3 separate regions of the Mus musculus genome follow, and regions 1 and 3 are each linked to region 2. A link is a loop called in an ENCODE intact Hi-C map of the cell type or tissue named here. Cell type or tissue: heart. All regions are shown on one strand.

Region 1 (8,000 bases), 300 kb before region 2:
GCTGACAGTAAGTTTATAGCTTAAAGTATAGTGTAAAGATTTCATCTCTGGACCAGCTCTTACCTTTTGATGTGTTAATAAAATACGGGGAAATATATCCTCTATCAAACTTCATGCCTTCAATAATTTCTAGCTCATCATTCAGGGTTTTTCCATCCTACAAAGTCAAAGAATTAGAGGCCAGTTAAACCTAAAGATGGCTCAGGGGTTAAGAACACTTGCTGTTCTTCTCTTTAAGATATGCTTATTTTATGTATTTTATGTACTCTATCTCCATGTACACCTGTGTGCCAGAAGAGGGCACCAAATCCCATTATAGATGGTCATAAACCAGCATGTGGGTGCTGGGGATTGAACTCTGAGCCATTCAACTTTCCAGCCCCATTTGCTTTTCTTGAATAGAACCGGGTTAGGTTCTCACACCTACATAATGGCTCTCAACCTCCAGGGATTCTGCTGTTTCTTCTGGGTTCCAAGGCCCCAGTACACATATGGTGCACATACATACACATGTGTGCAGACAAACACTCATACATAGAAAATAAAAATCTTTTAAAACAAACACAAGCCTATTTTGGACTATCTACAAAGTTAAGACCCTGTCTCATAAACATGAGCAAACCCAACACTTGAAATTATATACCTAACTAGCAAGAGATGGCATAGGCATTAAGGGGTTCAACATGGAAATGCTGCACAGCACCTTTAACTACACTCCCACCAAAATCTCAAGACACACACTAAAGCTGAGCACAGGAGCACATGCCTTTAGTCCCCATGAGATGATAGAGGGATCCCTCTAAGGTTGAAGCTTAAGAGTTCCAGGCCAGCCAGGATTACAGAGTGAAGCACCAGCCTATTTACAGCTAGCGGAGAGCTAATAAGTTAGATGAATTCATTGTTAAGAGGCAAAGCTCCCGATTCAGACTAATGGTGAGCACATACTACAGATGTTAAGACAGAGGAATGAATTGTGTGGGCACAAACAAGAGATTCAAGTTTTTTATTTGGAAAACAGGTGACAGATACCCCATTGAAGGTACTATCAAAACGTATCAAATCCCATACTTGCCTTCACTGTGATGACACCCTTTCTTCCAACCTTTTTCATTGCATCAGAAATGATGTTCCCAATGTCTTTGTCTCCATTTGCAGAAATTGTAGCAACCTGAAATAACCAAGTTACTTCAAAATTAAATACTGATTAGTATTTTCAACTTTGACACTCTATACTAGTACTTTACAGTTAATAGTAATTTTAATGAAGTCCTGGTTAAATGGAGACACACCCTCAGTCCTTCCATTATCTGACAAAGTAAGAATAAATAAACTAAAGGGGCTGGAGAGATGGCTCAGTGGTTAAGATGACTTGCTGTTGTTCAGGTCAGTACCCAGCATCCACACAGTGGCTGGCAACTGTCTCTAACATCTCCTTCTACGGGTTCAGGCATGCATATGGTGCACACACAAAAAAATACTTGTCTGCTATGCTTCAAGGGCTAGGTTTGAACCCACGCAGCACAGAGTACACTGATATCACTAAGAATATCTGCACAATAACACAAATCTTACTTACAGCCACATACAACTACAACAACAAGCCACCTATTAAGATCCAAATTAGTAGGCATGGCAGTGATGAGCCAAACACTCTGGAGGCAGAGGCAGAGGCAGGGGAATTTGAGTTCAAGGCCAACCTGGTCTATAGGTTGAATTAGTAAAATTCTTACCTGAGCAATTTCTTCAGGGGTTGTCACAGGTTTAGACTGTTTCTTAAGTTCAGCAATTACAGCATCCACAGCCAACATCACACCTAGTTCAAGAATGTATGTTACTAACAATGCTTATCAAGGTCCCCAAGTATAAACTTACAGACTCTTTTAACATTTACATGTAACCTCGTGCCAGCACTCTCCTAACTGTACCAAACAACACAGTATGCACTCAATCAATCTCAGAATTTCATAATTAAGTTGAAAACCAACAACATTTTGAAAACTTGACCTAGATGTTGTGTGGTGGCTCACACCTGTAATCCCAGTACCTGACTAAGACTAAAGACTAAGACAGAATGGCTAAAAATTTGAGACCAGCATGTATTTATACAGGACACCATGCCAGGGAAGGCTAAGACCTACTCATTCTTGGCTGCAGAGATAGCTTAAAGGTTAAGAGTACAGGGTCTTGGTCTGGGTGTGGTAGTGCCCACCTTTAATCCTAGCACTCTGAAGGCAGAAGAAGCAGGCAGATCTCTGAGTTTGAAGCTAACTAGCCTGGTCTACAGAGAACCCTGAATTTTCACTTCCATTAATTGAGACAAGTTAAAAAACAAGATGTGGAAGATGGTCTAGGGGATAAAAGTACTTGACCCACAAGCCTGAATGAAGCCTCAGTTCCACCTTGGAAACCCACATAAGTAAGGAAAGGGCAATTCCACCAAGAATGAACACTCACAAACTCTACAACGAATGTAATAAAAAGGACAAAGATAAAGACAACAGAATTCTTTACAGGATAAGATCAATGATATACTCTTACCTCTCCGGATTTCCACTGGATTAGCCCCTTTGCTGATCTTCTCAAAGCCCTCCTTGGCAATAGATCGTGCCAGAACAGTGGCAGTGGTGGTGCCATCCCCAGCCTCTTCGTTTGTGTTATTGGCAACGTCCTGAACAAGTTTAGCTCCAATATTTTTGTATTTATCCTTTAAATCAATTGACTTTGCAACAGTGACCCCATCTTTTGTTACTTTGGGACTTCCCCAACTCTGTTCAATAATCACAGTTCTTCCCTACAGCGACAGGGAAAAAAAAAGCAACCCTCAATGATAACCCTCAAATTTGTCATTTTTAACCATCCTGCAACATGAATCTCAAAGCCACGTTAATCAACCATCTTAGGTCTATAAAAAATGAGCACTGATCATTTGCCAGGAGTCCAACATTGAATGAAGCACAACAGGAATTCCCTGGTACTAACAGATGCCACCCATAAAACAAGAAAGCACAGATGTTAATCGCCAAATCCCAGAACACTCTTCACATCATTTGCACTTGAGTTTTGGCTATGACCTAGGTTTATTTTGTTTTCTGAGACAGGACATTTCTGTGTAGCCTTTCCTGTCCTCAAACTCACAAAACACAAAGATCTGCTTGCCTCTGCCTCCTAAAGGCTAGCTGGAATTAGAGGCATGCACCACTACCACTACAGCCCTGCTTATGAACTATTTTTAAAACATGTTTTGCTTTAAAATTCATTCACTAAATATCAGCCAGTAAGATAATGTGCTTTTCTGGTTCGCTCAATAAAAAACTTCAAATATGACACCAACAAGTATTGGCAACTTTTGGATTTGAACCAAACTTCTATTGTCTTGAGCTATGTAAACAGTTCTTAAAGATGCAGGTTTTGGGGGGGGGGGTGCATGTGTGGAAGACTTTTGGGATAGCATTGGAAATGTAATTGAGGAAAATACGAGAAAAAAAAAAAAGATGCAGGTTTTTTTGTTGTTTTGTTTTTCAAGACAGGATTTCTATTGTTGCCATGCTTTCCTGAAACTTAGAGAACTACCAGCCTAAGCCTCCTGAGTGTTGGGATTATGCAGCTCTTTAGACCAGTTTAGCATTAATTTAAAATGACTGTGCACCACATCCAATGGTGTCCTCAAAGTACTATAGCTCCCTATTCAGCCACACAAATGTGTGATCACAACCTCTGATCTTAGCACTGCTCTGAGTTCAAGGCTGACTTGGCCAGCTATGGTTAGAGACCCTGTGAGTATAATACTGAATTCCTACACTTGAGATGTAAGTTGTTCAAGGACAGCCTTGCCACAAGGGAGTTAGAACTCAGACTAAGCTAGTGAGACTCTCTCAAAAGCAAAAACTGGACAATTTTTTTGCAATGTGAAAATTGTAGCAATCACGAGGTGTACAATGAAGGGACGAATGGAAGACCACAAAGGTTTTCTCCCAAGGGCAAGTGAAAACAGTCTGGTGATATGTGTTGCAGAAGCTGGTGGATGGATCGCTCTGAGTCTCAGGACAGTCTAGGCTACCGGAGAAATGCTGTCTTAAAAACAAAACCCCCAAACAACAAAGCCCATAAAGTAAAGTTTGTAAAGATGGCTCAGCGGGTAAGAGCACTGACTGCTCTTCCGAAGGTCCCAGCAACCTTCAAATCCCAGCAACCACATGGTGGCTCACAACCACCCGTAATGAGATCTGACACCCTCTTCTGGTGTGCCTGAAAACAGCTACAGTGTACTTACATATAATAAATAAATCTTGAAAAAAAAAGGTTTAGTTACTTAAAAAAACAAAACAAAAAACACAGAAACCAATGATTCTATGCTAGTGCATTTTGCCTTATGTGTTGGAGTATTTCAGCACAATGAGTGAACTCTCACATTACAGCTATATACTTTGAGGTATTATTAGACTTAAGTTGTACTTTCCCCTCTATACCCTCTAACTACTGGGACGAGATCCAAAATTTAATGCAAGCATGCACAAAATCATGACTATAGTTTGAAAATCCTCCTTGAGATATTACTACTCTATTACATCACAATGTACAAAAGTCCCCCAAATCGCCTGGAGCAGTAGTAAGGACACCATGGTGGTAGAATGACCAATAGACCTCCTGACTAAATAACACCTCTAGACCACTAAGTTGTACCACATGCAAATTAGATTTTTCACAAAACTTGATAACAAATTGCTGTCTTGCAGCTACTATATTCTTTAACACCATTTAAGTATACTGGTACCTTTGGCCCCATTGTAACAGCTACAGCATCTGCTAAAAGGTCTACACCTTGAAGCATTAAGGCTCGAGCGTCCGCACCAAATTTTACATCTTTGGCATAGGCCCGAGTGAGATGAGGAGCCAGTGCCCGGGACACTGGTCTCATCTGGCGAAGGACTGTGGGTAGTCGAAGCATTTCTGGGGAAGGAAAAAAGAAAAATCACTACAAACTTGTCCAACGGTGCTTCAAAACATGGGAGGCTAGATTGGAGCTGGGCTGTCCTCTGCTAACCACCATGCCTGGGCGCTGCAGATTCAGGGCATAATCTGCTAGCCAACTGATCATGGAGGCTGACCCCAAGCCTGACCAACAGCATAAGCACAAAGCACAGAAAACCACATCCCCATGGCCACCCACTCTGCCCTCTCAAGTTAATCTTTCACTGCCAAAGCGGCCTTGGGAGCAGATCCACTCCGAAAAGTGTCCAAAGGAAAAAAATCAAGTTGGTGCAAGCAAGGCAGGTTCTAAATGCAATTGCCTAGAGAACTACAGAAGTACTCATGACGGTGCAAAACCCTCTGAGTGTGTCGCCAGGTATCCACCCGAAGCTACGGTAACACAGCAGCTAGCAAGGCCGGAGGAAAAGACAGTAGGTCAGTCCAGCCTCGCGGCCCCACGTGTCTTCCCGACCAGGAGCCCCGAGCAAGGTCAAAGTGAACACCGGACCGCCGCGGCCACCGGGGACTAAAGGACCCCGACCACCCTCCCACAGAGTCCTGCAGTGCGCCAGGCGCAGGTGGCACCAGAGGGCCCAAGTTGCTTCCACCCTAGCCCGCCCTTGCTCCGGCGCTCGGCCTGGATCGCGTGGTCCCCGCCACACGTGATGAAACCAGCGTGGCCCCGCTGGGCCTGGACAAGTGAGCCGAGCCTGCGGCGTCGCTGCCAGACTTCTCCCCCTAGTCCTCCGTGCTCGGTCCGCGCTGCAAGCAGCCCCCCGCGAGCGCCGGGGCGCCCTGCACGCCGAGGCCGCGTACCTGCGGGGCGGCGGCAGGAGAGCACGAGGCGAGGCAGGCCGTCTGCGGCGAGTGAGGGACCCAGCTCTGGGCGCGCACCGCAATGAGCCCGAGTCCCCTCCCTCCCCGCCCCGCCCCGCGGCCCCGCGTGTGCGCGCGCGCGCCCCCCGCTCTCTCCCACGCCGGGGCCCTGCAATCTGCATGCGGCGCGCGCGGCCCCGCCCTCCGTACCAGAGCCGCCTCAGCTCTGCGGCCTCAGCCCTCTCCCGCCGCCCTACGCTGGTTCCTGGGCCACGGTCCGTTCTAGAACCTTCCGGAAGGCCCCGCGCGTCCCGTGGGTGAAAGGTCAAGTGGCGTCATTTCCGGGAGGGGGGCTCGTTCTTTCACCTCGGCGGCCGGCCTGGAAAAGCCTAGAAAGTGCTCCCCTTTTCTTCCGCCTCCGGCCGCCCGCGTCGGCCCCCTTGCGCGGAGCCCTCGCCACCAATCGGCGCGCGCGTCGGCGTGGCCGCCCCCTCTCACGCTCGGGGGGCTGAGTGCGCCTGCGCGCTGCGCGGCCTTTTCACGTGTCCCAGCCGGCCAGCAGGACTCTCCTTGCAGCAGCGGCCCGAGTTCAGAGTCCGGAGCTGCGGTGGTGGCGGCGAAGGCGAGAGTCATGGTGAGTGTCTCGTGGTTGGCAGGCCTGCGGGTCCAGTTCGGCCTGCGGCCCACGGCGAACCCTTGTGCGCTTTGGGACTAATAGGACAGGGGTCCGGGGTCTGGTCAGTGTCCGGTGTCCGCCCATGGCTCTGCAGAAGCGAGGCCATTTCTCTCTCCACCATGGCTTTGCCGCACGCACGTGTGCGACAAAGCGTCTGGGGCAGGGGGCGGGAACCCGATGCACACGCAGAAGCCCACCTGCCCTGGCAGGGCTTCAGTGGATGTGTCCTATGTTGGAGAAAGACTAAGATCCAGGCTCGAAAAGTGACGCCACTCCCCCGTTATTCGAATTTTTAAAAAAATTAAAGAAATGTTTGACCTTGGAATAGATCAAGGTGGCGATTGCTGATTAGTAATGAAGACCCCCCCCCACCACCACCACCACACACACACACACACCAGACAGGGAAATGAAACTCAGTTTGTCCTATATAGAGTGGAACACTGAGTATATTCTAAAAGTACACTTGAATTTTCTTGTCCTTTTTGGAACAGGTCAGTTTTGACCTGTTGAGAGTTAAGGCTTGCGGTGGTCTTAACTGTTCGTGTTCTGACACTTCGAACTTACACTCTGTTTGATCACATTTCTCTCCACAGGCTGGACAAGCTTTTAGGAAGTTTCTTCCGCTCTTTGACAGAGTATTGGTTGAAAGGAGTGCTGCCGAAACTGTAACCAAAGGTGGCATTATGCTTCCAGAAAAGTCTCAAGGAAAAGTGTTGCAAGCAACGGTCGTGGCTGTGGGGTCAGGAGGGAAAGGAAAGGTAAACTGGTGCCCCTGGAGTGGTACTGAATTCCAGTGTGATGTGGAAGGAGGGGAATTCCTTTGGTAATTAAAAAAATGAATTACAATGGCATTTTTGGGGGGAAGAATTTCAAGTCAAATTTCAATTCACAAAGAACCTCCCATTCAGGAAAATGACTGTTTTATATTGTTTTAGAATTATTTTATGTTTCTGAAGAAAGGCAAAAGGTATTTGTGTGACGTGTTTGCACATGTCTATATGCTGTGTAGCAGGGGCATCTCCACCTTACTCCTTTGGGGTAAAGTGTTGACTAGTCTGGTTTCTGGGCCTCAACATGTTGCGGGTTACAGCCTTTTTACTCTAGTTTTAGGATCCTGGTTTGGGCTCCCCTACTTTCATAGCAAGTCTACTTACCTGTTTACCCACTGAGCTAACTCTGCAGTGCCCCAAGCTCTAGAGGCTGAAAAGTGCCTGCCTTGATGGTGGCTCATGCCTGTGGCCCAGGTTCTTTGGAGCCTAAGGCAGGTGGACTGTAGAATCTTTTTAGGCCAGCAGGAGGTACAGGATGAGACCATGTCCCAAAAAAGTAAAACAAAATCTTACAATATGAAATAACCTCTGTAGCTATTTTATATCCTGTTCTTCAAATTTTAAATAGACAAAAAGATCGCGCAAGTAGATAAACCCCCACGGCCATTTCAGAGCTGAAGGAGGTATTTATTAATAAGGCACAGAACTAATTCTAAGCACAGGTTGGGAGAAGGGTATAGTGCTGAGGTAGAAGGATCCGGAATTGA
Region 2 (8,000 bases):
CATGAAACTCAAGAAGAACGAAGCCCAAAGTTCTCACTTTGCCTCTTCTTAGAATTGTGAACAAAACACCCATGGAAGGAGTTACAGAGACAAATTTTGGAGCTGAGACGAAAAGATGGACCATCTGGAGACTGCTGCACCTGGGCATCCATCCCATAATCAGCCTCCAAACGCAGACACCATTGCACACACTAGCAAGATTTGCTGAAAGGACCCTGGTATAGCTGTCTCTTCTGAGGCTATGCCAGTGCCTGGAAAACACAGAAGTGGATGCTCATAGTCATCTATTGGATGGAACACAGGGCCCCCAATGGAGGATCTAGAGAATGTACCCTAGGAGCTAAATGGGTCTGCAACCCTATAGGTGGAACAACAATATGAACTAACCAGTACCCCCAGAGCTCGTGTCTCTAGCTGCATATGTAGCAGAAGATGGCCTAGTCGGCCATCATTGGGAAGAGAGGCCCCTTGGTCTTGCAAACTTTCTATGCCTCAGTACAGGGGAATACCAGGGCCAAGAAGTGGGAGTGGGTGGGTAGGGGAGTGGGTGGGAAGGTATGGGGGAATTTTGGGATAGCATTTGAAATGTAAATGAAGAAAATACCTAATATAATAAATAATTAAAAAAAGATTTGAATGACCCTTTCACAGGGGTCACATATCAGATATCCTGCATATCAAATATGTAGTTTATGATTACAGTTATGAAGTAGCACTGAAATAATTTTATGGTTAGGGGATCACCACAACGTGAGGCCCCTAAAGGGTCATAGCAGTAGGGAGTTTGAGAACCACTGATATACTTGAATATGAGGGCAAATATCCTTAATTCTAGCAGTTGGAATGAGGAGACAGGAGGATCTTGAGTTCAGGTTAGCCTGAGTAACACAGCTAGATCCTAATGAGAGAGATGGAAGGGGAAGAAACAGAGAGGCAGAAAACAGAGCCTGCTGCCCAGAGTGAGGTAGGAACTCAAGACTTACTTGTAGGTTAAGATAATGAATTCACTAGTGACCCCTCACCCCACTGTGCACTTTACCTGTAATCCTCATTGTCTTAGGGTTTCATTGCTGTGACAAGACACCATGACCACGACAAGTCTTATAAAGGAAAGCATTTAATTGGAGCTGACTTACAGATCACAGGCTTAGCCTGTTGTCATCATGACCTGTAACATAGTAGCATAGTGGCATACAGGCAGCCATGGTGCTGGAGAGGAAGCCAAGAGTTCTACAACTGAGTGGCAGACATCAGAATGTGAGAATGCCAACTGGCCCTAGGTGAACATCTGAGATCTCAATGCCCACCCCCAGTGATACATTTCTTTCAACTACACTGAATCTGCTCGGACAATAGTGGATTCACCAAAACTCTTGGTGAGTTTAAGGGCCCATTTTCTTTCAAACCACCACACCCATCATTTGACTTTTTAAACTTTAGACAATAGAGATTAATGAGGCTCACTGCTGGGCTTTGGCTCCTTGTTGGTAAGGTAAAACAAGACACCGGTCTTGTTTTTGTCCTGAGAGCTTTTATTATTATTATTATCATCATTATTAATTTTATTACTATTTACATCCCCACCACAGTCCTTTGCCCCTCCCCTACCACATCTCCTCTTTCTTCTATTCAGAGAAGGGCAGGCCTCCTATGAATAGCAACCAAACATGGTGTAAGAAAGTTACAATATGACTAGACACTTCCTTTCATAGTAAAGCCGGATGAGCCAACCCAGTTTGAGGAAAAGGGTCACAAAAGGCAAAAGACAGGAAAAGAGTCAGGCAGCCCCTGCTCCCCCTGCCCCCTTCCCCCCCTCTCTTCCTTTCTTTCTTTTCTTCCACAAAAGCAGTTTTTATTTGAGGCAAGAAGTCTGACTTATAGGATTACAGTTCTAAGCACTCAAATTTAAGTGTTAGTGGCACAACTTGGGCTATCAATCTTGCTTCTCTTTGGTTGGAAAGGGTTCTAGTATTCTTACCTCCAGGTAGGTAATAAGAAAGACCAAGAAAGGCTGGAAGGTTTGCAATGTGCCACCCAGGGCGAGGGACACAGGACACAGAACACCTGCAAGGGCAGATGAACAGGTGTAAGTCGCTTGGGGAGGAGCAGGGCTTTGCAGCTTCAGACTTGTGTGTGGAAGGGTTCATTCTCGTGGTTGGCACAGCTCATCAAGACACACACCCTCCAGTTCCTGTTGTAGCTGAGTGGTCATGTCCTCGCTGCTCTGCTCAAAGTCAAAAGACCTTAAAGTCCTCAGCAATGCGAGCTGGTGTCTCAGATTGGGGATCACTACCAAGTTCCTTTGAATGGGGAACCGGATCAGCTCCTGGGCTGTAGTTGTATTGTACTTGGCTGCAATTGCCTTGGTCCTGGGATCCTCCAGGAGAGACGGGTCTTCAGGCTTGGCCCAGGGCCTGTCAGGAGAACCCAGGGGACTGTATGCCGACGCGATGTCTGTCGGCAGTACTCAGTCAGCTTCTCCTGAGTTAGGCACGGGTGGCACTCGATCTGGCTCACCGCCGACATATATTTTAAGCCAGGTTTGTTCAAGATCCTCTCAATCTGAAGAGAGTTGAAGCTGGAGACACCGATTGCTTTTATCAAACCTTCATCGACTAGCTGTTGTATAGCCAACTGTCACTAGGAATCATATTTCCAGTGGGAAAGAGTAGGGCCCAGGCTTGAAGCCCGTGGGCCAGTGAGTAAGACAGAGATCCAGCTAGTCCCGCTGCAGGTCGCTCAGTATCTTCTGGCAGGCTCCTTTCACCATGCTCTTGTCGTGGAACGTGCACCACAGCACGATGACGGTGAAGAGGTCCTGGCGAGTCACCACCTTCTCCTTGAGCTTCTCCTGGAGGACCACTCCCACCTCCTTCTCATTCTGGTGCCCCTGAGAGCAGTCAATGTGGCGTGGCGATACCCTACGCAACCTTCACAGCCTCAGTCACTGGCCAGAAGGGGACTTTCAGGTGCCCAGGCCCAGGGTAGGCATCTTTGCGCCGTTGTTGAGTTACAGATGGCTAGCCGTGATTGCGGCACGCTATACACCGGGACCCGCAAATGTGCGATTCTGTGGGTTTTCTTGTGGTGTCTTTGTCTCGTTTGGTTTCTAGGATAGTCCTCCTCCTCTTCTGAAGGATTCCTCAAGCTTTGCCTAATGTTTGGCTGTGGGTTTCTACATCTGTTTCCATCAGTTGCTGGAGGAATCCTCTCTTCTTTAGACACCAATCTATGAGTACAGCAGAATATCATTCGACAGCGATTTCTTTTTCTTCTTTTCTTTTCTCTTTGGTAACGCGGCTCACAAGGAGTTACCGAACTATGAGTCCAGCCCTGGAGCCGGGAGGGGCCTGTGAGAAAAGAACAAAGAGCCAGAGCTATCAATTTTTTTAACTTAATTCCCCACTGCTAATCAGCAGGTGTTAATCGCCAGACGCCAGCAGTTTCTGGCCTTAGACTAGAGAAGAGTTTAAAAAGGTAAATATTAGAGAAAGTACGCAACTTTTTCCAGGCAAAACTGAGTTTTGCCCCTGAAAGCCTACCATTGCTACTTTTCTCAGCACATGGTGCAGAGCTTGTTCCAGACTCTGGCTTTGCAGCTGAGCTTGAAATCAGGGTGGTGACACCTCTGGAAGCCTTTTTTATTGCACAGGATTGTTTTATCTATCCTGAGGTTTTTGTTTTTCCACATGAAGTTGAACATTGTGCTTTCAAGGTCTGTAAAGAATTGTGTTGGGATTTTGCTGAGGACAGCATTGAATCTGTAGATTGCTTTGGTAATACGGTTATTTTTACTATCTTAATCCTACTGAATTATGAGCCTGGGAGATCTTTCCATCTTCTCGTATCTTCTCCCTAAAAGTTTCTTTCTTTTATTTTTAATTTAAAAAATTAAATTGAAAAATATTTGAAATTGAGAGAGCAGACGGCCGAAGGTGAAATAAATCCAATTGCACAAAAAAAAAATGAAGAAAATCGTATTATAGATGAGTAATAATAAAAAAAGAAAGCTTTTTAAAAAAAACTAAAATAAATTTAAAATCACGTTAAACATATAACAAAACAAACGTTAAGGGTAAGAAAGAAATTTAATGGCAAAGTAGAGGTCAGTTCTCTCTGGGTCATCTAAAACTGAAATTTGCCAGGCGCCAGGCAGAGGGGATGATGGGTTTGGAGTGTCTTGGTTTTCCCCCTGTTGAGGTTGGGCCAGGCAGGGATCCCTTGTCTGCTTGGCCTTACGAACCTCCCTTCTTGTGCACCAGCACCCTCTGCTGGCCAGCCAGGCTCTCGCTTGCTCTGGAGACTTCCCAGTTTGTGTTAACTTCATTGTAAAAGTGCTTGGTTTTGAATTGCCTAGGAATCACGCCTGTGGGCTGAAGAGCCTTGGAAAACAAAAGCCAGCTATAGAAACAGGCAGCAGCCCACCCTCAACGCAAATTCCCTGGTGGAAGAAAGGAAGCGAATGTCGCACCCACACAGCAAGCCAGGAGGCCCCAATACAAAGAGAATTAGGAATCTAAGACATGGGAAGCCGCAGATCCCATAAACCCCAAGCCCAGTTGAGGGCTGCAGGGCAACCATAAAGCCTCCTATGTTCAAATCAGTGTTGGAAAAGCAACCCATTTCTTTGATAAAATGTATAAAGCAGAAATTACATGCATCCAAAAGTTATGTATGCAATTGTCAAGTTTTTATAGCATGGAAACCTTGTAGACTTTAATTCTGGGATGCTTCTGTTTTATGCTTTTTTTTTTCCAATTTTTTTATTAGGTATTTTCTTCATTTACATTTCGTTTTTTTTGTTTTGTTTTTTCATTAACAAGTTTTTCATTTATTATTCATTAACAATAATTTGATATAGAAAAGCAGGAAATATGAGCTTAGCTCTGTGTGCTCAACCAGGCATTTGTTCAGTATTTGAAATCAGAAGTTCCCAAACCCACTGTTGCTTTTTTTTTTTTTTACCTTTTCCTTCATTTATTTATTTTTTTAAAACATTTTTATTAGGTATTTTATTCATTTATATTTCCAATGCTATCCCAAAAGTCCCCCAAACCCTCCCCCCTATTCCCCTACCCACCCACTCCCACTTCTTGACACTGGCGTTCCCCTGTACTGAAGCATATAAAGTTTGCAAGACCAATGGGCCTCTCTTTCCAATGATGGCTGACCAGGCCATCTTCTGCTACATATGCAGCTAGAGACACGAGCTCTGGGGGGTACTGCTGAGTTCATATTGTTGTTCCACCTATAGGGTTGCAGACCCCTTTAGCTCCTTGGGTACTTTCTCTAGCTCCTCCATTGAGAGCCATGTGTTCCATCCAATAGCTGACTGTGAGCATCCACTTCTGTGTTTGCTAGGCCCCGGCACAGCCTTCCAAGAGACAGCTATATCTGGGTCCTTTCAGCAAAATCTTGCTGGCATATGCAATAGTGTCTGTGTGTGGAGGCTGATTATGGGATGGATCCCCAGGTGCGGCAGTCTCTAGATGGTCCATCCTTTCGTCTCAGCTCCAAAATTTGTCTCTGTAACTCCTTCCATGGGTGTTTTGTTCACAATTCTAAGAAGGGGCAAAGTGTCCACACTTTGGTCTTCCTTCTTCTTGAATTTCATGTGTTTTGCAAATTGTATCTTGGGTATTCTAAGTTTCTGGGTTAATATCCACTTATCAGTGAGTCCATATCATGTGAGTTCTTTTGTGATTGAGTTACCTCACTCAGGATGATACTGTCCAGATTCATCAATTTGCCTAGGAATTTCATAAATTAATTGTTTTTAATAGCTGAGCAGTACTCCATTGTGTAAATGTACCACATTTTCTGTATCCATTCCTCTGTTGAGGGACATCTGGGTTCTTTCCAGCTTCTGGCTATTATTTTCTTTTCCTTTTTTTTTATTAGGTATTTTCCTCATTTACATTTTCAATGCTATCCCAAAGGTCTCCCATACCCACCCCCCCAATCTCCTACCCACCCACTGCCCCTTTTTGGCCCTGGTGTTCCCCTGTACTGGGGCATATAAAGTTTGCAAGTCCAATGGGCCTCTCTTTGCAGTGATGACCGACTAGGCCATCTTTTGATACATATGCAGCTAAGGACAAGAGCTCCCGGGTACTGGTTAGTTCATATTGTTGTTCCACCTATAGGGTTGCAGTTCCCTTTAGCTCCTTGGGTAATTTCTCTAGCTCCTCCATAAGGGGCCGTGTGACCCATCCAATAGCTGACTGTGATCATCCACTTCTGTGTTTGCTAGGCCCCGGCATAGTCTCACAAGAAAGAGCTATATCTGGGTCCTTTCAGCAAAATCTTGCTAGTGTATGCAATGGTGTCAGCATTTGGAAGCTGATTATGGGATGGATCCCTGCATATGGCAATCACTAGATGGTCCATCCTTTCGTCACAGCTCCAAATTTTGTCTCTGTAACTCCTTCTATGGGTGTTTTGTTCCCATTTCTAAGAAAGGGTAGAGTGTCCACACTTTGGTCTTCGTTCTTCTTGAATTTCATGCGTTTGGCAAGTTGTATCTTATATCTTGGGTATCCTAAGTTTCTGGGCTAATATCCACTTATCAGTGAGTACATATTGTGCGAGTTCCTTTGTGATTGGGTTACTTCACTCAGGATGATACCCTCCAGGTCCATCCATTTGCCTAGGAATTTCATAAATTCATTTTTTTAATAGCTGAGTAGTATTCCATTGTGTAAATGTACCACATTTTCTGTATCCATTCCTCTGTTGAGGGGTATCTGGGTTCTTTCCAGCTTCTGGCTATTATAAATAAGGCTGCTATGAACATAGTGGAGCATGTGTTCTTCTTACCGGTTGGGACATCTTCTGGATATATGCCCAGGAGAGGTATTGCGGGATCCTCCGGTAGTACTATGTCCAATTTTCTGAGGAACCGCCAGACTGATTTCCAGAGTGGTTGTACAAGCTTGCAATCCCACCAACAATGGAGGAGTGTTCCCCTTTCTCCACATCCTCGCCAGCATCTGCTGTCACCTGAGTTTTTGATCTTAGCCATTCTGACTGGAGTGAAGTGGAATCTTAGTGTTGTTTTGATTTGCATTTCCCTGATGATTAAGGATGTTGAACATTTTTTCAGATGCTTCTCTGCCATTCGGTATTCCTCAGGTGAGAATTCTTTGTTCAGCTCTGAGCCCCATTTTTAATGGGGTTATTTGATTTTCTGGAGTCCATCTTCTTGAGTTCTTTATATATATTGGATATTAGTCTCCTATCCGATTTGGGATAGGTAAAGATCCTTTCCCAATCTGTTGGTGGACTTTTTGTCTTATAGACGGTGTCTTTTGCTTTGCAGAAGCTTTGCAATTTTATGAGGTCCCATTTATCGATTCTTGATCTTACAGCACAAGCCATTGTTGTTCTGTTCAGGAATTTTTCCCCTGTACCCATATCTTCAAGGCTTTTCCCTACTTTCTCCTCTATAAGTTTCAGTGTCTCTGGTTTTATGTGGAGTTCCTTAATCCACTTAGATATGACCTTAGTACAAGGAGATAGAAATGGATCAATTCGCATTCTTCTACATGATAACCGCCAGTTGTGCCAGCACCATTTGTTGAAAATGCTGTCTTTTTTCCACTGGATGGTTTTAGCTCCCTTGTCAAAGATCAAGTGACCATAGGTGTGTGGATTCATCTCTGGGTCTTCAATTCTGTTCCATTGGTCTACTTGTCTGTCGCTATACCAGTACCATGCAGTTTTGATCACAATTGCTCTGTACTACAGTTTTAGGTCCGGCATGGTGATTCCACCAGAGGTTCTTTTATCCTTGAGAAGAGTTTTTGCTATCCTCGGTTTTTTTTATTCCAGATGAATCTGCCGATTGCCCTTTCTAATTCGTTGAAGAATTGAGTTGGAATTTTGATGGGGATTGCATTGAATCTGTAGATTGCTTTTGGCAAGATAGCCATTTTTACAATGTTGATCCTGCCAATCCATGAGAATGGGAGATCTTTCCATCTTCTGAGATCTTCTTT
Region 3 (8,000 bases), 190 kb before region 2:
ACAGACACAGTCAGACAGAGACAGATACAGACACAGACACAGTCAGACACAGACACAGACACAGACAGAGACAGAGACAGACACAGATACAGTCAGACAGAGACAGAGACAGACACAGAGACAGACACAGACACAGACACAGACAGCGACAGACCATAAAGAGAGCAGGGAGAAAAAAGACAAGTTACGATGGGCAGTGGTGGCGCACGCCTTTAATCCCAGCACTTGGGAGGCAGAGGCAGGTGAATTTCTGAGTTCGAGGCCAGCCTGGTCTACAAAATGAGTTCCAGGACAGCCAAGGCTACACAGAGAAACCCTGTCTCAAAAACCAAAAACCAAAAAAAAAAAAAAAAAAAAAAAAAGACAAGTTACAGACATATTGAAAGTTGGAATATATAACTGATAAAAGGCTCTCATCTAACTTTAAATAATTTATAAATATAAACTTAATGTGAGCAAAAGATTCTAACAGGTACTTGACTACAGAACCCAGGTGATCCATGGAATGAAAATGTTCTTAGCTTCAGTCCCAATTAAAACTATAAATAAAAGAGGCTGGAGAGATGGGTCAGTCGTTAAGAGCACTTGTGGCTCATCCAGAGCACTTGGGTTTGACTCCCAGCACCCAGACGGTGGGTGACAACTGCCTAACTTCAGTTCCAGGTGATCCTGCATGCAAATGGCACATAGATGCATATTCAGGTGTGTACACACAAACACAACAACAACAACAACAGCAATCTAAAAACACAAACAAAACAAAACAAACAAAACTCACCCGAAAACCACACAGATCACTACATACTTCCCAGAATGGTGCCATTTTGGAGTACAGCAGTAATTCATGCTTGAGCAAGAGGAATACCCTACCCCACTACCTCTGGGCTTCCAAGGAAACCAGAAGCCACCTATTTGGGTTGGCTTCACATTTATGTAGCCAAGTGAAACAAATGCCCAGCCTAGCACTTGCACTTACAGAAAGCCCAGTGGGTGCACACCAGGGTTTCTACTTGAGCTAAGAGGGACTGGTCAGGAGCACCATCACAGGGTGAGCACACTACAGCAGGCAGATGCACACCCACATTGCTACACACAGACAAAAGTCGTCAGTGGAGCAACACGGGAGGCGCTCCACGATGCCTAACCCCGCTTGTTGGCCGGAGTGAGTGCACAGGTGCAGTCTATGTACTTGTGTTTAATGCACTTCTTATGTGTTGTAGTCACAGCAATTTTTTTTCTGAGATTTTGTTATTCATTCTACTTTATGTGTATGGGTGTTTTGGCGGTCATATGCCTCCATGTGGGTGCTGGGAGCTGAACCCTGGTCCCCTTGAAGAGTGGTCAGTACTCTTAACCACAGAGTCCTCTCCAGTACCCACAGCAATTGTTTTAAGGGCACAGATTAATAGTGAATTTACTCCTGGTCCTGTAAACCAAGTGAATGCCTCTGGATGAGGTGGTCACTGGTCCGGTGGGGAGGCTACAGCTGTTAGGGTGGAGCAGAGCCAGGCTGCTGTTTTCTGTTTCTTTGTTTTCAGACAGGGCTCCATGGAGCCCAGGCTGGTCTTGAACTCCCTATGTAGCTGGGGATGACTTTCACTTGAGATTACAGGCTCCTGGGAGTTCTCTGCCTGCACTTATGTGAATGTGCCGCGTGCACACCTGGTCCCAGTGCAGGTCAGAAAGGGCATCGGATCCCCTAGAGCTGGAGTTACAGTGGGTTCTTGGAACTGAACCCAGGGTCTCTCTAGGGGCATTAAGTGCTCGTAACCACTGAACTGTTTCTATAGGTCCCTCCCCACTTTAGGCTGTAATATTAGCTGTAAGCTCAGCGGATGTGGTCCTTAACTGTTTATTTTTTTTTGAAGAACTTCCTGGTAACTCTCACCTTGACTTCTCTAGTAGAAAAAGGATTGGGCTCCTGGTACGATAGTGTTATTCCAACAATAACAAAGGAATCTGCCTTGTTCCCAGGCTGGCTGCAACAACCTTGAAAGGGTATAGGCATGGCGTCTTACAGCCTCGTGCTGTACCATGTGCGTGATCTCATGATCTTTCTTGAGAGTTCTGTTATAAACCTTGGGGGTGTACCACTGCCTAGGAAACGGGACGTCAACCTAGAGAGCGCTGAGAGTGTGTGCATACGCTGTGGTGTCATGAGGGGACTATCCCCTGTGAGCCATTCAGGTACAGCTTAGACAACAGTTGGCAGAGACAGTTGAAATACTGTCTCCAAGGAGGGGACTGTTAACAGACTGTGGCTCTTAGTGATGGATTTTTCGGGCACAGGGCCTCCAAAGAAAGAGTGTGACACTTGTGTTTCTGGTTGTAAACATGCATCTTTATGATTCTACTTACTTCTGCTGCCCTATCGCTCAAGACCCTCAGTGCGGATCTTACACACAGGGCACTGTCTACCTTATCTCTTCTGGAACCTTTTGATTTGGAACAGGCCATCCTATCCTGATTGGACAACTGATTTCATCCTCTTAGGAATTTGGTTCTGCTAAAGGGTTAGATCCCCAGATAATAGTTCTTATTTATTATATAATTATAATTATATTATAACACATATATTAGTATATCAAAGAGTCCCCTCACTTATTAGCCAAATGTGTTCAGGTGAGGATTTTTCTCAAAAATCCTCCTGACCAGTGAACAGCATTACACTTCATCTTCGTTTTATATTTGTTGTGTCTTGGATATGAAGTCTCTCCCGAAAAGGCTCATATGTGACGCTTCTCCAGGTGGTGGTCCAGCAGAGACTGACTGGATCTTATGGGTTCTAACTCCCTCAACTTATAAGTTCATGGCTGAATGGGTTCTCAGGGAGGAGGGGCATAGCTGGAGGAAGGAGGGCGTGGCTTGCTGGTGAGCAGTGTTCTTTCTGCCTTCACACCAGAGCAGTGATGAGGAGTCAGAGCAAGTCTGTCCTTTAAGTCACCTTCCTGGGCGTCCTGTCACAGTGACAACTCAGAAGGACCCAAGGAACAAAATAAACAAGTTATCCAAAGCTCCCGGCATCTGAGAGGAGCTATTGTCTGCCTTCCCGCACAGGGCGGCTGCTGCTCGGGAACGTTTCCTACTCTCTTCTGCCCAGCAGCAGCCGCAGCAGCAGACTCCTGGGAAAGGATTTACTGAACAGTGAAGCTGCTCTTTGATCTCCTCAGGACTAGAGCATCAAGCTTAATTTTTATAGTCATAATATCTTTTTTCTTTAATACTTCCTTGGAACCTATGGACTAAAGTTCCTCGTTGCTTAATTACTGTATTAAATTACTGAATTCATGAGCTTGGCTGGCCCCAGCCAGAATGCAAGCTCCTGGCTATGTGTTTGCACCACATGAAATGTAAACACGACTCTCTCTCTTGTAAATGACTTCAGCATCAGACGCACGCCACAGATGTTTTTCACTGGTAGATAGACTTTTTCTTTGACACTCTGGAGAGTGTCAGTTTATTATAAAACATTAAATAATAAGAAACTGGATAGAAGCAAAGAAGCCCCCTCCCCCTTTCCCTAGCATATAGTCTCCAGAACTGAATATATTTTAGAACCACTGTGAAGCTGGTCCAAGGGTTGCTAGACACATTTGACACCTATACACTTGGGATACACACAGTATTATTCTCTAACACTGTCCTAAAACTTACCTTTAAAATCCCTTAGCAAGTTAAAGATTTAAAAATTATTTTTTGTGTACGGGTGTTTTGTCTGCAAGGTAAATATACTGCATGAATGCAGTACCTGGGGAGGCCAGAAGAGGGCGTCAGATCCTCTGAAACTGAGCCACCATATGGAAACTAGGATTCAAACCTGGGCCCTCTGGAAGAGTAGCAGGACTCATAACCACTGGGCCATCCCAATGCATATTTAGTGAGCCATGAGCCCCTTGCCATTCTGATAGCATATAAAGATAAGTCCTCTCAGACGGTAGGAGGAACACTTCCATGGTTCCATAGTGCCCATAGGATCTGGGTGCAGGAGAAATCTGTATGATGGTAAAGTTTTGGCACCGTTCTCCCTCTCTTTGTCTTAGAGCAACCTTATAGCTACTCCTCATACAGCGTTTGGAGGGAGTCTTCAGAGCACTGGTTGCAGGGTAGGATCTCATGCAGTTTGGGCACAAAATGCCAGAGTCTGGCTTCATGTTTCAGCCTACTCCCACTTCAAGGTATCCTTGGGATCACAATATATTTTAGTTCCAGCCTTAGGCTTAGTCCTGTCATTCCTAAACTGGTCCTGACCGGATACAGGAAATACCACTGGAGCTCAGCAGAAGTGGGCTGGCTGCCAGATGTCCTGCCCATTCATTCAGAGCACTGTGGGAAATACTTAGAAGTGAGCCCAGCTGGGATCCCCAAATGAATGGCAAGGAAGGAGTATACTTTTCCTCAGGGGAAGAGGAAGGAGAGACTCAGGGTTTCCACACTTCGGAAGGTCTGTGCCTAGCTGTATCAGGCCAAGTGCACCTAGGAGAACATCAAAGAGATGGAGAAAATGGACATGGGGGTGGCAGACACTTTTAATCCCAGCATTCAGGACACAGAGGCAGGTGGATAGCTGTGAGTTCAAGGCCAGCCTGCTCTACAAAGTAAGTTCCAGGATAGCCAGAGCTACAGAGAGAGAGAGAGAGAGAGAGAGAGAGAGAGAGAGAGAGAGAGAGACCTTGACTCAAACACAAGCAGAACAACCAGAAAGTGATTTGAAGGCACAGACACACAGGCTGTTGAGGAGGGGTGTGTCGACCGGTGTGTGTAGACCCAGGGCTCAGACAGAGAACTCTTGTTTTTCAGAAGCCCCTGCAGATTTCTCAAATGTCTGTGTATTTGAGGCCCTTGGGACAATACCAATGACAGGGACCCACCCTCTGGACCTGCTGACCTCCAAATCCCATGAAACCACACTAGAAGCATTTCTCGTAGGCTTAAGTCAGCATTGGTTAATTTACTCACAAATGAGCAGGTTGTAGAATGAGCTGTGCAGGTGGATGCACGGGCATTACCTGTCATGTCTCAATATCGGGGTAGGCAACACGCTTGTCAGAAGCCATCCAAACTCAGCCAGGGTGTGCAGCAGGGGGCCGTAATCTGTTTTAATTTCACAGCCCTGTGTGAATAAGCAAAAGAGCTTACAGTCTAATAGCAAAGACAGCTGGCCACACAGTAGCGAGGATGAGGGGCTGATGAGTGTTGTAGTGTGTGTGTGTGTGGGGGGGGGCCTGTGTCCAGTGGAACAGTGTCATGGAGCCCATGGGGCCCCCAAAATGTCACTTTCTGCAACTGTTGCCTTCTTAAAACCAAGTGAGTGGACAGTGGCCATTGGCCTTTCTTTGGTCCTGGGAAAGCCACGGTTCTCAGATTCTAAAGTGAGCGGAGCTGGGGATCTGCATTTTAAAAGCTCCCTAGGGCGTCCGATCCACGAGGCTTACTAAGTAGGTTCAGCAGTGGCCTTGGGCCTGGGATGGGAGGCTGGGGGTGGGAGGGAAGCTGCCAGGCTGGCCGAGTGGCCGCTCTTCTTGCTCCGCTGCGCTGGCGAAGGTTTTCTCTCGCAGCTTTACTCACCACCCACCTTCCCCAGCTCCCTCCGTGGGCTTTACAATTTCTCTGAAAATGACTTCTGTCCTTTATGGTCTTTGTAAGGCCAGAAAGTCAAAATGTTTCCTTGAAAGACGTTCTCTGTAAGGACCTTGTACATTCAACAGAGGTCCAAAGGGATCTGTCTACTTCAAGGGCAGTAGTTGATGACATCTGAATTTGTAAATGCGCAACCCCAGCCGCAGCAACACCTCTGACTATGACAGTGCTGTGTGTACACATCTGGCCTGGTATGTAAGAGAAAAACCTTTGGATGTTTTTACTCAAAACAAAACAAAACAAAACAAAACAATTCATAAGGTTAAAACCAAGCCTGCCATCCTGGTTGCTCAGCGGTGAAAGGCTGGATGAGTGGCTACACTACTCTTTCCAGTCAGTTGCCAAGGCATTTTCCAGTTGCCAAGGCATTTTGTAGTGAGGATTTCTGAGCCAGGGGATCTTGTCTAGGGCTAGACTCGCAGACTTGGGGAACCTACTTTTGTCTAGGTGCCGACAGTTACTTTTGCTATTTTGCTGAAATGTTTGAAAACATGGGTACAGCATATGGAGGAAGTCTGTCGGTTCTTTGTTGAGGGTTCTGTGAGAGTGGACCATCTGTGTCTGAGCATGCGCCTGGCCATGGGGGGCTTTCATCAACTCACACACAAAAGGAAAGCAGACTGTTGGAATCTGCAGCTCACCTCAATGACTGTCCACTGCTCCACCACAATGGCGTCGTTTCCTCTCCTGTTAGAACCTGGGACTCCAGATCCTTCTTCTTCGTAGATAAAAAAGCCTTCCAAAGATTTAGGTAACTGGTCCCCTGTGGGGAAAGGATACATTCAGAGGAGTCATATGTACATTACAGCTGCTTCCAAGGGTCGTGGTGGCAAGCTGGGAGAAAATCTTGTCGACTGGAAGCCATTCCTCATGTGTGTAGCCCCAGGTTACATGATGCATGTCCCAGCATCAGTGACAGAGGCTGAGCAAAGCGGCTCCCACGTGTAATCCCAGGATTTATGAAGCCGAGCCAGGAGGCTATGGAGCTTCAGGTTATCCTCAGCCACACAACACGCTGCAGGCCAGCCTAGGATACATGAAATGCTGTTCTGAAACATTAAGACGGGCTGGAGAGATGGCTCAGCAGTTAAGTGTGCTTGCTGCTTCCAGAGGATGGAGTTCGGTTCCCAGAACCCACACTGGGTAGCTCACAATTGCCTGTAGCTTGAGCTTCAGGGAATCCTATACCCTCGTTTGGATTCCATGTGGACTTGCACATATACAGACATGAGTGGGCATGTGTGCACACGCACAGACACAGAAACATAAATAAAAATCTCTATAGAGAAGACTCACTTAAACAAAAGTATTTTGGTTGAGTCCTTCTGTTTTAAGATTTGCTTTTTCTCCATAGGTAAAGACAGGTTTATAGTTCACTGAATTAAAATTAAACACACACATGGAACTACCACAGCAGAAACAAAGCTAAATAATGTGAGCAAGAATGGAATGTCTATTCAAGAAGCATCTGGGATGACCTTCACCTTGAAATAAAAGGTTGGCTTCTGATGTGTATCATACAAACCAGCAGGAACATGAAAAATGTCCATTCTTGAACTTGCAGGTATAATATGAAAACCAGAGCTTTAGAACCTCTAAGCACAGGGTAGGCGATGACTCAGTGGGTACAGCGCCTGCCTGCCTTGCAAGCATAGGCAGGAAACTAAGCCCAACACCACATAAAAGCAGAGCCCTGGGGAGGCAGATGACTTTGACAGCCTAGACAAAATGACAATCTCCAGGTTCAGGGAGAGGCTCTGCTCCCCAAAATAAGGTGGAGAGTGACAGAGAAAGATAACTGGACATTGACCTCTAGTCTCCACATACAAATGCTTGCGCAAGTACACACATGTAACACACATGCTATAAACACCGAACAATTCCCAAGTCCCCACAACAGCGACAGGAAGCGGCTAACAGAAGTCATTGTCCCAGGACTCCTGCTGGGAAGGAAGTTTTAAGGGAAGTCCCCTCTGCATTTTTCTTGAATAGTTGACAATAGCCACCTGGCCTTAACTAAAGGATTTAATGGAAATTCTTTTGCCTCTTATTTTGCAACAGAAGGCATTTTTCTCATGGTCCTGTGCTAGGTAAACACTGTGGGTTTTATGTAGCACTTGTCATATCCAAGTTTCCCTGCCGGTTATAGGAAACAGAATCATTTTGTTGCAACTTGAAAAAACCAAACCAAACCAAACCAAACCAAAACCAAACCAACCAAACAAGCCATCTCCCAGCTCCCCCAAATATTCCAATTAACTTACATCATTCTCAGCCTGTCCACCCTGACTGGGTGATGAATATCGCTTAATGTGCTCCAAGTATCATCTCCACCTTATGTTTATATTTTATTAAGGAACATA

Evidence for each region. Peaks named below come from ENCODE experiments on the same cell type or tissue, not always from the same donor. Only the 100,000 strongest peaks of a DNase experiment are listed, where the experiment ranks them.
Region 1: a loop joins it to region 2, with 4 times the contacts of the local background. A loop is called at or near these places in 6 of 42 quality-filtered maps.
Region 3: a loop joins it to region 2, with 6 times the contacts of the local background. A loop is called at or near these places in 13 of 42 quality-filtered maps.

The regions. Positions count from the first base shown.
Region 1 is chr1:55,081,995-55,089,994 of GRCm38, forward strand. Hspd1 (heat shock protein 1 (chaperonin)) reads right to left here and starts at 5,938. Exons shown (of 12, transcript NM_010477.4): 1 at 5,785-5,938; 2 at 4,772-4,947; 3 at 2,539-2,791; 4 at 1,731-1,813; 5 at 1,073-1,168; 6 at 64-157. The coding sequence starts at 4,945. It overlaps Hspe1 (heat shock protein 1 (chaperonin 10)), which reads left to right and starts at 6,154. Exons shown (of 4, transcript NM_008303.4): 1 at 6,154-6,418; 2 at 7,057-7,221. The coding sequence starts at 6,416. In heart, CTCF peaks have their summits at 286 (motif pointing right) and 4,241 (motif pointing left); a DNase peak (open chromatin) is centred at 6,147; H3K4me3 peaks cover 4,498 bases; H3K27ac peaks cover 3,325 bases.
Region 2 is chr1:55,379,063-55,387,062 of GRCm38, forward strand. It overlaps the pseudogene Gm8531. Among named protein-coding and RNA genes, the nearest start is that of Boll, 19 kb to the left of the region's middle. In heart, a CTCF peak has its summit at 4,278 (motif pointing left); a DNase peak (open chromatin) is centred at 4,239.
Region 3 is chr1:55,189,238-55,197,237 of GRCm38, forward strand. It overlaps Rftn2 (raftlin family member 2), which reads right to left. Exons shown (of 9, transcript NM_028713.1): 6 at 6,279-6,400; 7 at 5,007-5,110. Among named protein-coding and RNA genes, the nearest start is that of Gm51743, 8.7 kb to the right of the region's middle. In heart, a CTCF peak has its summit at 3,759 (motif pointing right); a DNase peak (open chromatin) is centred at 4,294; H3K4me3 peaks cover 478 bases; H3K27ac peaks cover 2,349 bases.